Linked DNA regions of Homo sapiens: region 1 is linked to region 2. The links are chromatin loops, found by intact Hi-C in ENCODE. Cell type or tissue: chondrocyte. All regions are shown on one strand. Links, peaks and the distances in the headings refer to the core of each region. The heading gives the core; the rest is flanking DNA. Region 1 overlaps ARSB (arylsulfatase B). Region 2 overlaps LOC124900191 (a long non-coding RNA gene).

What was found. Hi-C counts contacts between places; a loop is a spot of excess contacts. Peaks named below come from ENCODE experiments on the same cell type or tissue, not always from the same donor. Only the 100,000 strongest peaks of a DNase experiment are listed, where the experiment ranks them.
Region 1: a loop joins it to region 2, with 2.1 times the contacts of the local background. A loop is called at or near these places in 1 of 110 quality-filtered maps.

Annotation. Positions count from the first base shown.
Region 1 is chr5:78,907,305-78,910,219 of GRCh38, reverse strand. The region is part of intron 4 of ARSB (arylsulfatase B); the gene reads left to right. Among named protein-coding and RNA genes, the nearest start is that of ARSB, 77 kb to the left of the region's middle. In chondrocyte, for the core only: a CTCF peak has its summit at 1,657; no DNase peak of the experiment used is centred there.
Region 2 is chr5:78,746,378-78,749,292 of GRCh38, reverse strand. The region is part of intron 3 of LOC124900191 (a long non-coding RNA gene); the gene reads left to right. Among named protein-coding and RNA genes, the nearest start is that of LHFPL2, 99 kb to the right of the region's middle. In chondrocyte, for the core only: no CTCF peak of the experiment used is centred there; a DNase peak (open chromatin) is centred at 1,146.

The sequences.
Region 1 (2,915 bases), core at 140-2,639, 160 kb before region 2:
ACCGGCACCGGTCCCCGGGTTTCCTCAGTATTTATTGATTACTATTTTCACTATCTCAGCAAGAGGAATGCGGCAGGAGAACAGGGTGATAGTGGGGAGAAGGTCAGCAAGAAAACATGTGAGCAAAGGAATCTGTGTCACAAATAAGTTCAAGGGAAGGTACTATGCCTGGATGTGCATGTAGGCCACATTTATGCTTCTCTCCACCCAAACATCTCAGTGGAGTAAAGAGTAGCAGAGCAGCATTGCTGCCAACATGTCTCGCCTCCCGCCACAGGGCGGCTTTTCTCCTATCTCAGAATTGAACAAATGTACAATCGGGTTTTATACCGAGACATTCAGTTCCCAGGGGCAGGCAGGAGACAGTGGCCTTCCTCTATCTCAACTGCAAGAGGCCTTCCTCTTTTGCTAATCCTCCTCAGCACAGACCCTTCACGGGTCTCGGGCTGGGGGGATGGTCAGGTCTTTCCCATCCCACAAGGCCATATTTCAGACTATCACATGGGGAGAAACCTTGGATAATACCCAGTTTTCCTGGGCAGAGGTCCCTGTGGCTTTCTGCAGTGCATTGTGCCCCTGGTTTATCGAGAATGGAGAATGGCGATGACTTTTACCAAACATACTGCCTGTAAACATTTTGTTAACAAGGCACATCCCACACAGCCCTAGATCCCTTAAACCTTGATTCCATACAACACATGTTTCTGTGAGCTCAAGGTTGGGGCAAAGTTACAGATTAACAGCATCTCAGGGCAAAGCAATTGTTCAGGGTACAGATCAAAATGGAGTTTCTTATGTCTTTCCCTTTCTACATAGAGACAGTAATGGTCTGATCTCTCTCTCTTTTCCCTACAACTTAAGAACACAGACACAGATTATTTTTTAAAGTTATTCTTAAACATGTGGAATTACTTTATAATAAACCCAAAAGTTGCTGTTGTTAGAGGGAAATTTTTACTAAGTCAAGTACTCTCTGGAAAAAAAAATGTGTGAGCATAAGCTAATATCATAAATGAAATGATGAAGAAGAGGATAAGGGCACATGGTCCTAAGTGAGGAAACTTTGACCCAGAAACCTTTTGCAGTGACAGAAGTAGACCAAGAGTCCAAGTCTCCATGCTTCCAATTCAGTATTCCTTGCATGAAATGTCACTGCCTTTCGAGACTATACCGTTTACCTAATTGGTTGGATCTTTGTCAAGAGCTTGATCCAAGTGGAGTTTCTTTGTTTAATATATAAAGCATTTGCAAGTCCTTTCAAGGGCAGCACATAGTTTTATTTAACTCCCTCAAGCCCTCTCACCTCTGTCAAGTTGCACCAGGAAATTCAAGGTCTAGCCAAAGGCCCCCAATGAGTTAAAAACCCAACCATCCTGCAGAGTAGAAGAAATTAATGTCAAAACCAGATGTTCCTCTGTGGGCCTTGCTGGATTCATAAGTCAGGATAAAGCCAGCGTGGATGCATGCATGTCAAAAAAAAAAAAAAAAGTCTTGGCCAGTGTTGTAGAGAAATGAAGTGTTGTTTCATCTGCAGTTCCTCTCCAGTCCTTGCTGGTTGGGAGCACTGGCTCCCGGGAGACTGGTGGCCCTGACACTCAAGCCATTAACTGAGAATGCTCTCTAATCCCTTGTTTTCATTGTTGGTGTTCCGGCCAGGCTGCCCGCACAGAGCCTGCCCGTTTTCATTGGCTGCAGGAATTGTTATTGGAGTGGCTGACAGCTGTCTGCCAGGCTGCCTGAAACTGCCTTCCTGTGCTCTCCGCTGCTGCTCCACTTCACAGCGCTATTGTTCCTGTTGAGCCTTTTCTTAAAATCTTTCCCAGCTGTATCCTGATATGGTAAACCACTTAAATTAGCTCCAGATTGTTCTGTTTATTTTGTGTTAGATAAGCGACAAAATACAGTCCCAGCGGCAGACCAAGAGGAGAGTGGAAGTCGGGGGAGGGGGGTCAGAGGACACAAGGTCTTTTACAACACAAGGTAGAGTTCCCAGACAAAACTGTGAGAGGCACAAGTATGATACAGTCACTGGCCTGACCATTTATACGTGACTCTGATGGGCCAGGTGAGCAATAACGTTGCATCTGCGCACACCTCATTCCAGAAAAGAAAATCAAGACCCCAGCATACAGCTACACTGGAAGGGAGCTAAATTTCTATTATTGGAAATAGACACAGTATTGCTGTCAGGTTGGTTGCCATGCCAGCTGTCCAGGTACCATGCTTGATGCCCTGATTACCACAAGACTTCCCCCTTCCCCCTGCTTTTAATTATCCTTCTGTAGTGCAGTGTATGGTAACTGATGGGCTCAAAACTGGCCCACATTTGCCAGTCTCCCTATATGCTCAGCACTTGAAAATGAGTCTTCTCTGCTGTAATTTAAAGCTAGAAATCCAAAGACATTGAGTCACCAGCATAGGTATTTTCCACACAGCTGCAAGTGAAACTTCACAATGGACTTGGCCGCTATTTGCTTACACTTGCCATCTGTGCAACCGCTCTACCCGTGGCCTCCCCCGCTTTGTGGTTGTCTTCTAACAGGAGCAGTCCACGCAAAGCCTTCCTGAATACTTAACAAAATTTTAAAAAATATAATAGATACTGTCCTAGCATGAAGGCGCTGCCTTTGTGATTTTTAGGAATTAACCCAAATAAAATATGAAAAATAAACTACCGAGTGCTTTAACGCAGCTAAAGCATGCAAGCAAAACCAGCAACCAGCTGAGTTCCGACAGTTACTGAGAGTTTTGTATGTGGTAATTCAAGACTCCCCAGGAAAGATCTCATGACTCACTCCAGTGTGGCTGGGCCTCCAGTCCTCACTCTGAACCAAAGTCCTGGAAACACTTTTCCACCACGTTGAGAGAAGGCGAGGGAAGAACAGGGTCAGGAGTGATCAAATGCCCTTAGAAAC
Region 2 (2,915 bases), core at 113-2,612:
CTATTCCTCAGAGTGCTTGTGAGGCTTAAATGAGTTATCTGCATGCAAGTGCCTTGTTTAATGATAAAATGTTGTCTAAATGTTAAACATAATTACTAATCCAAGCACCTTGCTCTTAAAAAAACAAAAAAAGTTCCCTTGTGCACCCTGCCAGTCAATCCACTCTCCCCCGGGGAACCACCACTCTGCCCCCTATCATCATAGATTGTTTCAGAAACCTAGATTTGAACCCCAGTGCTGCTCACTGTAACTGATGAATTTAAACCAAGTACCTTATTTCTCTGAGTTGCAGTTTTGTAAATGCAGTAAAATGGGTTGTTTTTTGTTTGTTTGTTTCATTTAAAGGCCAGGCTTAATGGCTCACGCTTGCAATCCCAGTGCTTCAGGAGGCTGAGGCGGGAGGGTGGCTTAAGCCCAGGAGTTTGAGGCTACAGTGAGCTATGATGGTGTGACAACACTTCAGCCTGGATGAGAGAGAAAGACCCTGTCTCTAAAAAATATTAAAATAAATAAACTTACATTGGAGGGTTGTTGCAAAGTATGCTAGGGTAGTAAGATAAGCTTTCTAATAAAGAGCCCTAACATGTAGCAAGCTAAGGAGCAAGCAGTTTATTTCTGTCACAAAACCACCCAGGATGGATGCTCTGGAATGGTGAGTGGCTTGGACACCAACTCTGATAAACAACTTGTGTTTTTTGTTTGTTCGTTTGTTTGTTTGTTTTTGAGATGGAGTCTAGCTCTGTTGCCTAGGCTGGAATACAGTGGCGTGATCTCTGCTCACTGCAACCTCCGCCTCCCAGGTTCAAGCAATTCTGCCTCAGCCTCCCGAGTAGCTGGGATTACAGGCGCCTGCCACCACACCCAGCTAATTTTTGTATTTTTAGTAGAGACGGGGTTTCACTGTGTTGGTGAGGCTGGTCTCAAACTCCTCACCTCATTTTCTGCGCACCTTGACCTCCCAAAGTGCTGGGATTACTACAAGCGTAAGCTACGAAGCCTGCCCAACTTGTGTTTTAAGACCACTCCATGTTCCACCAGCTCAGCTAACAGGAAAGGAGGAAGGAACATCAAAGAGGCAGCCTGCTTTCTAAAAGCTCTGGCTGGAGATTGGCAGGCCCTTGCTCAGCTTCCATTGGTGAAAGTGTGGTCACATGTCCTCACCTGGCTTCCAGGGTGACCGAGGAATGCAGTCCCAGGCTGGACAGCCATGTTCCAGCTACGACTCTTGGAAGAGGAGAACAGATTGTGGTGTAGAGCTACTGCATAAGGAGTAAATGAGAGAATGAGGGTAAAGAGCTTAGAATAGTCCCTGAAATGAGGTAGTAATCAAATATCAGCTGTGTTGATATTATGCATTCTCTCATGCAGTAGGAATTAGAAAAGAAAGCTTTTTCTCAAACTAGGCCACACAATGACTCTTTCAAGGAAAAATGTACTGATCTCATGATCGTATTCTGCCAGCTTCCTTGGCAGCTCTGAACGCATTTCTTAGCTCCTTTTCTCTAAAGGTCTCCATTCTTCTGCCCCAAAGAGCTTCTAAAATAATCCCTAGAGTGACAATCTTGAAAGACAGGCCATGGAGCAAGTTCAGCCTCATCTGCTGAAATGCCCCCTTATGAGATGAGCAAGAAGAGAAGACAATTAAAAGATGATAAATGGGCATCAGATTTGCTCCATTTCCCAGCCTAGTTTTGGCCTCACTATGAATTCATGCAGACCAGTGTGGAGACCCTGGGAGTTTTTTTCCTGTTAACCATGGCACTGACTACCTCCCATCCTGCTGGCAGACTTGTGGGGAGGGGGTGTGTGGTGGGCACCTGGCAAAAGAGGAGATCTGAGATTGATTGATGGGAAGCCTTCCAATGCCATAAATAATGCAGCCCTGAGTCCCATTAGCCATGGAAATTCGCAACAAGTAACTAATGAAGTCTTTAATTATGAAGCCTAGCTATTTAGTGTTCCAAGAAGGCACGGTTCCTAATAAATACTCTGGCAGAGGCCATAAGCAGGGGGTGGGCTGTGTTGTGTGGCTGGTCGAGTATATGAGAGACCACCCACAAGGCCGAGATGGCAGAGCAGCTGGAGTGTGGCTTGTTTGTGACCTCAGCAGATGGGCTGCCAAGGAAAAAAAGTTCCCGACTGCCCTTTTCCCTGCCCCTTACCCCGCCCTCTGGACCGCCCAGACGCGTGTGAGGAATTGGGCCATGGCTATGGCCAGCCCACCTGCACGCAGCTCATCCACAAACATTACCTGGCTCCTTAACGACTTGTTTTGAGCATTTCCACCAGTTAATTAATTTGCAGGTTCACCTGTTAGCTGTGAATAGGATGTGATTTCTTCCATCCTGCTTGTTACGGCTTCCAACTGTGACCATGTGCAAGCATTGCTTGGGGAAGAAAAAGTAGGAATGATTCTATCCTCTACATAGATTATGAAAAAAAAAATGGGGAAACCAGGAAGCACTTCTTATAAAAGTGCATTCAAGGTAGAGATGTCCGGTTTGGGGGGGCAAATGGATTCCCTAAGACTGTGTCCACAATACAACATAAAATGGAGGCAATTCTCCAGATCATTTGGGCTGAAATTATTTTACTGAAAGATCCAGAAAGTTGAAGCTGGGTTGCTTTTACATTTATTTTTTGTTTCTAGTCTGACTGGTCCAGAAAATTACCTCAATTTTCCAGCTCACTTCACTTGTCCGGCCAACTTACGGGGAACTCAGTTAATTGCTTTGTTCCTGACAAGGTTCAAATCTCAAGTCCAAGAAATGTGGCTTCTAGAGGCAGCCCTGGTGTGCTTGGGCCATCCCAACACTGCCTTCCCAATGACTGGAGGGCATCAGCGCTACATTGGGGTAGGTGATGGAGAGAATGCCATGTCATCTAAAAACTAAGAGCCATATAGACCCCACCAT